Linked DNA regions of Mus musculus: region 2 is linked to region 1. A link is a contact called in ENCODE Hi-C or POLR2A ChIA-PET data. All regions are on one chromosome and are shown on one strand. The core of a region is the stretch at or near the end of the contact, and the rest is flanking DNA. Distances in the headings are between cores, read along the strand shown.

What was found. Hi-C counts contacts between places; a loop is a spot of excess contacts on that map. ChIA-PET counts read pairs that join two places held with the same protein, here RNA polymerase II (POLR2A).
Region 2: a map of heart shows a loop between it and region 1 (3-fold over the local background). The contact joins the promoter of Alkbh3 here to the promoter of Hsd17b12 in region 1. A Hi-C loop is called at or near these places in 1 of 37 maps with a recorded cell type or tissue (heart). POLR2A ChIA-PET finds 5 or more read pairs at or near these places in 2 of 5 experiments (Patski and embryonic stem cell).

The regions. Positions count from the first base shown.
Region 1 is chr2:94,155,886-94,159,724 of GRCm38, forward strand. It overlaps Hsd17b12 (hydroxysteroid (17-beta) dehydrogenase 12), which reads right to left and starts at 2,024. Exons shown (of 11, transcript NM_019657.4): 1 at 1,825-2,024. The coding sequence starts at 1,984. It overlaps Gm39885 (a long non-coding RNA gene), which reads left to right and starts at 2,279. Exons shown (of 3, transcript XR_866573.3): 1 at 2,279-3,557.
Region 2 is chr2:94,008,826-94,012,664 of GRCm38, forward strand. Alkbh3 (alkB homolog 3, alpha-ketoglutarate-dependent dioxygenase) reads right to left here and starts at 1,905. Exons shown (of 10, transcript NM_026944.1): 1 at 1,858-1,905.

The DNA.
Region 1 (3,839 bases), core at 774-3,273:
TGCCAAGGAAGAACTCATCTGAATCCTAGTTCTGAAATATCTGAATTTGAAGAGTAAGAAAGTGTTTAAAGATGTAGGTTACATACATATGTTTATGAGTTACAAGTGAGGACTTAGTTTACATTTCCTCGGGGGAGGGGTGCTGTTTTATCTGGGGAGGTGCTATCTGTACCAAAGCATTCATGTGGAGAGAAGTCAGTCTCTCCTCTGTGGATAATCCTGAGCATGGAAATCAGGCTGTCAAGTGTAGGCCAGGTGCCGTTACCTGCTAAGCCATCTTGCTTATCATTTCTTTTGCTTAAGCATTAAAAAAAAAAAAAAAAAAAAAAAAAAAAAAACCAAAACCCCAAACAATTGACCCCAACTATACTTCACTTCCATATGACACCACAGTTCTCTTTCATATCCCAATGTTCTAGGTCAAATTTCTTTTCTAAATCTGCCAGAAATGCTTTCCTAATTTTTACCAGTTTCCCTTTGTCTGGATGGAGCCAAACCTACCTTGAACGTGGCAAACCCTTGACTTTCACTCTGCGTTTTAGACTGTGCAAACAATTTACAATAATAAAGCTAAAGCAACACTGGGCTTTCTTTGCAAGTTTCATTTTATTGGATAACTGATTTCCTATGGGATTACTGTTGCATTGACTTAAAAAAAAATAAAAATAAGCCAACAAACAACTTTTTCCAAGCTGACAACAAAGAAACTGACCAAGTCAATTGTGAAATTATATCATCTGAATCTTAATCACAGCGAGCACTTTTTCCCCCAGGGACTATGAAAAGTGATTTTGGAAAGTTGTATAAAATCACTGTTTGCCCCACATCAAGGAAAGGGGCTCACAAACTCATTTCTACTTGAAATATTTTCTCCTATTATTAGGGTGTTGTCCCAAAAGATTAACTGTCATGTCTTTTCTAAGTCGTTTAAATGTTCTTTAATGAACAGAACAAACCTGAAAAGTAACATGATTTCTGTCCTGTGTTTAGTCCGTAGGCAACCGCACCCCAATATTCTATAAAATGTTTGAGTCGTGAACAGTGAGTTACAAAACACCAGAGAGCCACACATACATCATGATTACATGGGTGTTTGTTTTAAAGCCCTTCTCTCAAAAAATAGAAACAAAGGTGAGAGGGCTGAACTAGGATTTTCTCAACTTCTCTGATACGACCTTCGTTCTCATTTTTAAAATCTGTCAACTGAAAAGAAGAAGGTTCGCGTGTTTTGGTCACTTTTTGTAAAGACATTTTCCGCAAACTCTTGCAAAAAGTACTGAATACGATAGGAAGACTTTGTTTTCCCAGAACAGCGCTTCTTAGTCATTGAAACTCCAGAATAATTTACCAAGATTTCCTCCGACACCGCCTCCACCTCCCCCCTCCCCAAAAGGACTTGTTAAATTACATGAAACAAACCCAATTCAAGTAACTGGAGAATCAAGTTTCCCAAGATCCTAACTTCTGAAATCGTTGTCCCTGCAACCCTTCTTCCTATCTTCACCTATGCTCTCATCCATAGCACAGGGCCAGTTTTCAAGCCAAGTGAAAAACTTTATTTTAAAAAATAAATAAACACTGCAAGGGACACAGCGGACAATGCGCCTGACTCCGGCCGCCTGCCCAGGAGGGCTCCAACAGGACAAGTCCGGGGAGTTAAGAAAGGTCTCCTCCGTGCCCACCAGGCAGCAGCAGGTCAGATCACCCACCCCGCCAGTGCGCTCAGGGTCTGGAGAAGTTTCCGCGCTCCAGAGCGGGCTCGCTGAGCGCGAGCGACAGGGGAACAAGGGCCACAGCGTGGTCGCGGCTTGTGGTTCCACTCACCTGCCCATTCTCCGAGTCGCGGACCGACCAAGGCCTCGTTGCCCACGCACCACACCTGGAAGGCCCTGAAGAGCGAGTACGAGGCTCGCAGGGCCAGGTAGGCAATGGTGCTCGCGCCCACCCAGTACAGGAAGCCGGCCGCCGGGGGAGCGCACTCCATGGCTCGTGACTAGGCCTCACTACTACGGTGAATGGGGAAGGAAAAAAAAAAAAAGAATGAATGGGACGAGGAGGCGGTGCCGCCGTGACGGCGAAGACGCAGCGAATAGACGTGATTTTTTGAACGCTTTAGGTCTAAGACCCGCCTACATAGTCATATCCATGTGTCTATTGGTGACTTCTCTTTCCTGTAAGCGTACTATGTCTCCTATTGGTTAGCCTTCGTTTCGTAGCCCCGCCCACAATCCCCTTCGGCGCGCTCAGAGCCGCATTTCCGTATTAAGACAGTGGCTCGCTCACAAGCCGCTCAACGTTTGGCTCCGCCCACAAGCTTTACCTCGCACCACCGAAGCGCAGGGATCTCTCATTGGCAGAGGCGGCCCTTACGACTGCGGAAGGCTGCGCGCTGATTGGCCAGTGATACCTAACTGGGTTTAGCTCACATTTCAGGAAGGAATGGAACCGGAAAGGGAAGAATATAGTAGAAGTCCGGGAGGAGCTGGAGTAGTGCTTGTGATTACGTCTTAGTAATAACCGCTTTCGGATTGTTAATTCCTCAGACTTTTCAGATGAAGGTTTACGGTTCCCCTTTGTCTGCAGAGCACGCTTTCGCTCCATTTTTTTGAATGACTGCCTTAGCTCCCACAATGAACTTTATACTTGTTCCCAATAATTCGGAATTCCAGAAAACTCTACTGTGTAGTAGCGTTAACAGTTGTAAGATGAATGAAAAGTATCCTACAAGAACAGAGCTTATGGAGCAATTCTGGGAAACTCAAATTTTTTTATTGGACCTGGTCCAGTAAAAACCAAAATCATTTTATTTTTGTTTTGTGGGAGGATATTAAAGAGATATTTGTGTCCTATACTTTTTACTGTAAGACAATCAAAACAATAAAATCAAAACAGGAACCGATTCACCCCCATCAAGGGACTTCATGCTGGGATAAAAGAAAACCTAAAACGTGGGCAAACACTTCCAGAACACCTTACAGGGGAGGCAATGAGGGGCCAGTGGTGAGCTGGCTGGACCACACTTTGACTTGCTTAGATTTATGTTACTCTGGCCCATTCTTAAACCATAACTGCACATCAGAACCTAAAACATGGCTTTGGTGGAAGGTACTGGGTCTCTTTATAACTTTTCCCAAATCTTTTTTTATTCTTTTCTTTTCCTGCTGTTCTGCACTATTAATTTGACTGTTTTAGCTGACTTAGGAAGGACAGGTGACCGAAACTCACTTGTTGATGCACAAGCTGTGGCCCTGACTCTGAAAACAGGCCTTATGCTTGAGCAGCAAATACTTTACCCACCAAGCAATCTCCCCTGCCCTGAAGGGAAGCTTTAAGGGGACACAAAAATCTGATCTCTGGAAGAGCATGGAAGTACTTCAGCGGACAGGGAGACAGACATAAAGTAAACAAATGGAGTCGCTGTTCAGGCTCTACTTAGAGGTCCAGGGGCTCATTCAATATCTCCACTCAAGCTCAATACATTTATTGTTTGTTTTTGTTTTGAGACAGGATGTCAAATATCCTAAGCTGCCTCTACCTCCCAAGGTTTGAGATTCCAGGTATGTGACACCATTTTTTTTTCTTACTTCAGTGCTGGGGATTGAACCCAGAGCTTTACACATGCTAGTCAAGTAGTGTATCAACTGAGCTACATTCTCCACTCAAGCTTAATAAATTTAAAAATAAAACTCCACACCTGCCCTCATATGCCTCTTCTGGTGGCTGGAACAGCAATGCCACTCACAGGCTCCTATGTTTGAAGACTTGGTCAGCAGTTGATAGAACAGTTAGGGAAGGATTAGGAGGTGTGCCCTTGTTGGAGGAGGTGTGTCATTGGGGGT
Region 2 (3,839 bases), core at 655-3,154, 150 kb before region 1:
CATGCATGCAGCTCTAACATTCCCATTGTCCACAGCATGAATATGGAAAACTCGGCCAAGACCAGGCTCCCCAGTGCAGTGCTCCTTACCACCGGCTGTACGGAGCTTCCCTGGAAGCCTTAAAAGCAGCCATGACAGAGAAACCTGAAGGACTTCGGCCACATGAAGTAGAGAAGCACAGAGACATAAACGCTACGTGACCTTACACACAGCAACTTAAGAAAGCTGAACCCTAAGAGTAGAATGTGATTGCTTATGACTAGGGAAGGGGGCTAGGTGGGGGCAAGGACACTGTGGATCCAAAGTACAAAGTTTCACTTGGATAACAATAAGCTTTACTGACCTCCTGCACAGAACAAGGGCCATAAATACCAAATCACTGCTGGGAATGGTGGCACATGCCTTTAATCCCAGCACTTGGGAGGCAGAGGCAGGCGAATTTCTGAGTTCGAGGCCAGCCTGGTCTACAGCAGGACAGCCAGGGCTACACAGAGAAACTGTCTCGAAAAAAAAAAAAAAAAAAAAAAAAAAACAAACAAAAAACCAAATCACTGGATAGCTCAGTTATGAAGAGTAGATTTTAAATATTTCCATCACAAAAAGGTATACGAGGTAAGAGATGTATTAATTTGATGCATTCATTCTATATCAAAAGCATATATCAAAATGTCACAGAATACCATAAATAAGAACAATGATTTGTCAACTTTAAAATTAAGTTTGAAATGAAAATCTAAAATATCCATGTACCACTTTTAAAACTACAATTTAGGAAAGACTCTATTTCTATGTTTATAACAAGCAGCAAAGGGTAAGATATGCTAATATGTATAGAGATCAGAAGGTTTAGTGACTTACAGAGACACTCAGGAAATCAATACTGATGAAAAGTTCAACTCTTGTCAGGTTCCAGCCTTGAGCTAATCAAACCCCCTATAATTTTGCCCAAAGGTTACCCTATAGCAAATACAGAATTCTTAAGGGTCAGGTCACATGTTCGGAACCTGCGAGCCACTTCTTTATGAGTCTAGGAAAGCTTCTAGCTCTCAAAGACAGTCCACTCATATGACTGCTTACACCACAGGTTCCCAGGCCTCGTCTCCTAGACCTTCCGATCCAACAGAGCTCAGGGCTCTGCTTAAATCTCCTTAGGACGTAGAAATGATGGTTTACAGGCACATACCAGTAATCCCAGCATCCAGGAGGCCTGAGCTAAATACTGAGACCCCGTCTCATCACCGACAACCCATCAAGTGCTTATCATTTACCAGGTAGGGCCTTGGAGAAGATGTCGATTCCCTCAAAAAGTTAATGACACAATCAAATCCAACTCTCCGGGCTTACCGAATGTGTGAAGGAAACCCTCGTGTATCATATTCTCGGAGACCTAAAGGCATAAGACTAGTGGGGGTCAGTGAAGGCCTCTGACCTGCTCACCTTGACGTGACTTGTTTAAGGCAAGTGGTGAACAGAAATTCCAGAGTGCTGTCTGAGACTTCCTGAGTGCTGTCAGTTCGAGGAGTCCCAGAACTTAATAGGTCCTAACAAAGGTCCCGCCACCCTGGAACTCCAAGCCTGAAAACCTTAAAAAGAACAAGGGCTCTGGCAGGTGCAGGAACTTGCTTGGAATGCACAGATCTATCCCGTCCCGCCAGCAAACCCCGTGGCAGCGGACGCCACCGTCTGACCTCAGGCCTCTCCCTCAAGCAGGAGACAGTCCCGCCCTCGAGGCTGAGGTACAGAGAAATGGCTAACAGCCTTCTGATGGCCCAGAAACGGACCCTCGGGCAGTCCTCACACGCCTGCCCCCGGCTCGCGGCCAGCAAGCCAGGAAGGAGCTGGGCGCCCCGGACCAACCTGGCTGGGCCCTGAGCAGAGGTCCCGACACGACCCTAATCAGCCGTCTGGACGCCGGGGAACCTTCAGAGTGAGGCACCAACTCCTGCAACGTCCAACCACAGGCCTCCGTTGCGCGTAGTTCCTCTTAGGTGACATACTGCCACCGCTTCCGCTTCCGGTGGGTAGCCCGGAGTCCGGGTTGCCCCGCATCCCTGGCAACTAAAGGGCCGGGTGGAGACGCTGAAGGGAATATGGTCGGAATGGGAACTGGAGTCAGGGGCACATGTGGGGATGAAGATGAGCCTCCTAGGCCTAGGTCCTCAGGAAACTAGTTCCCGAAACCAGTGCTGGCATCTTAGGTCTGTTGTGCAAAGGGCAACCGCACTCTCCCGGAACTTGTACTGATCCGGGAGTAGGGAGGACTGGGACATGCTGGGTTCTGCTATAGAATTCTCTCCTTACCTTGAAAACCATGAAGAGTCTAAGGTGCGCTTTGTTCTCAACGTAGCGCGCCCGTCTTTTCTACACAGCATTTACGCTGGGACGTGAGAGCATGCCTTATTTATCTGAGTTCCTCAGTGCTAAGGAAACTTTACTTGAGTCCACAGATCTGTCTAAATTTCATTCCAATGCCACCATTTGGGGCAAGTGCATTGCTTACTTTTTAAGTGGTCCTGTTAAGTGGGATTAAATGAGACAGCAGCGTCTGGACCACTATAGAAATCTAATAATTCACGATAGCTAAAGTGCCTTCTCACGCATCTGACCTCTTCACAAGCTTCTTTAAAGAGATCAGGTTAAGCCATGTCTCTTATAATTTGACAACTCTGACTGTAGCACCAAGTCAACTATTTTCTGTCAAATATTATTCTCTAAAATTTACCAAAACACAATCATTGTGGAGATCTTTCAAATAAGCCTGATTCTGTCAGGGTATCGGTAAAGGCTCCTTAAGAAAAATCCCCACTCGTCAAAAGAATAGAATCACCTGGCCAAAGAATGACCCCTAGGAAGGTAGGCTTACCTGAAGTAACACTAAAGAGATAAGTGGACTTATTAGTACTTTAATGAGACACTGTACTTCCTTTCTCCGATTCCCACCCTCTATCTCCGTCACTTAAGGAACATGGCCACGCCGGTTCCAAGCCTTCCTGCTTTTCTAAATTACCTAGAGAAACAACAACAAAAACTAAAAACAGCAGCAACAACAAAAACCATAGCTTACCTTTCTTGCTGTCCCTCCTGTAAGCATGCTTCTTTTAGGACTTCAGACTTTTGCCAGCATTTGATGTCCCCTTACTCTTTCTCTGATGCTTCCCTCTCTTACATGACAACGGCTGCCTTCCACTCAGTGACTGACCTCCATGCCCACTTAACACGGAATCCCCACCCCCTATTCTCTTCCTTGGGGCGGCTGTCTACAGTTTACCTGTCCTCAGATGTTTGGTGTGTTTTTCTTTTAAACTAACAAAATTGTCCTTATCCTTTCATTTGAGCCATTCTTTTATCCTTTTCTTAATAGAACTCCAGAAGGCAATTCCAATTCCCCCAGTATTGATGCTCAATAGCATTCAGCTGTAGTATCCTCCGTGTTCCTGACTGAGGTGCCCACGTGGCCGCCACAGTGGAGTCCAATTTTTACACCATCTTTGTTGTTGTTGTATATTCTGTGTCATTGAAAGAAAAATGATTTATCCCAGGACTGAAAGGAGAGAGAGCTGGATTGTAATTTTTACTTTTTTCCCCATTACCTAGTAATCTTTCGATGTCTGCTTTGGGCTCCGGAACATTTGATACATCTCCTAAAGGGTGTTATTTCTTTCCTTCTGGTGATTATAGCTTGGAATGGCAATAGAGATGCCTGGAATGAGGTGTTCCTAAAAGTAGTGGTTTACAGTGAGCCTCCCACAGAATGCTTCAAAGTTGCCATTTGAAATCACAGCACTTTTTCTTATTTTTAAAATATTTTTTATTATTTAAAACACGTTTTAAATGTAAAT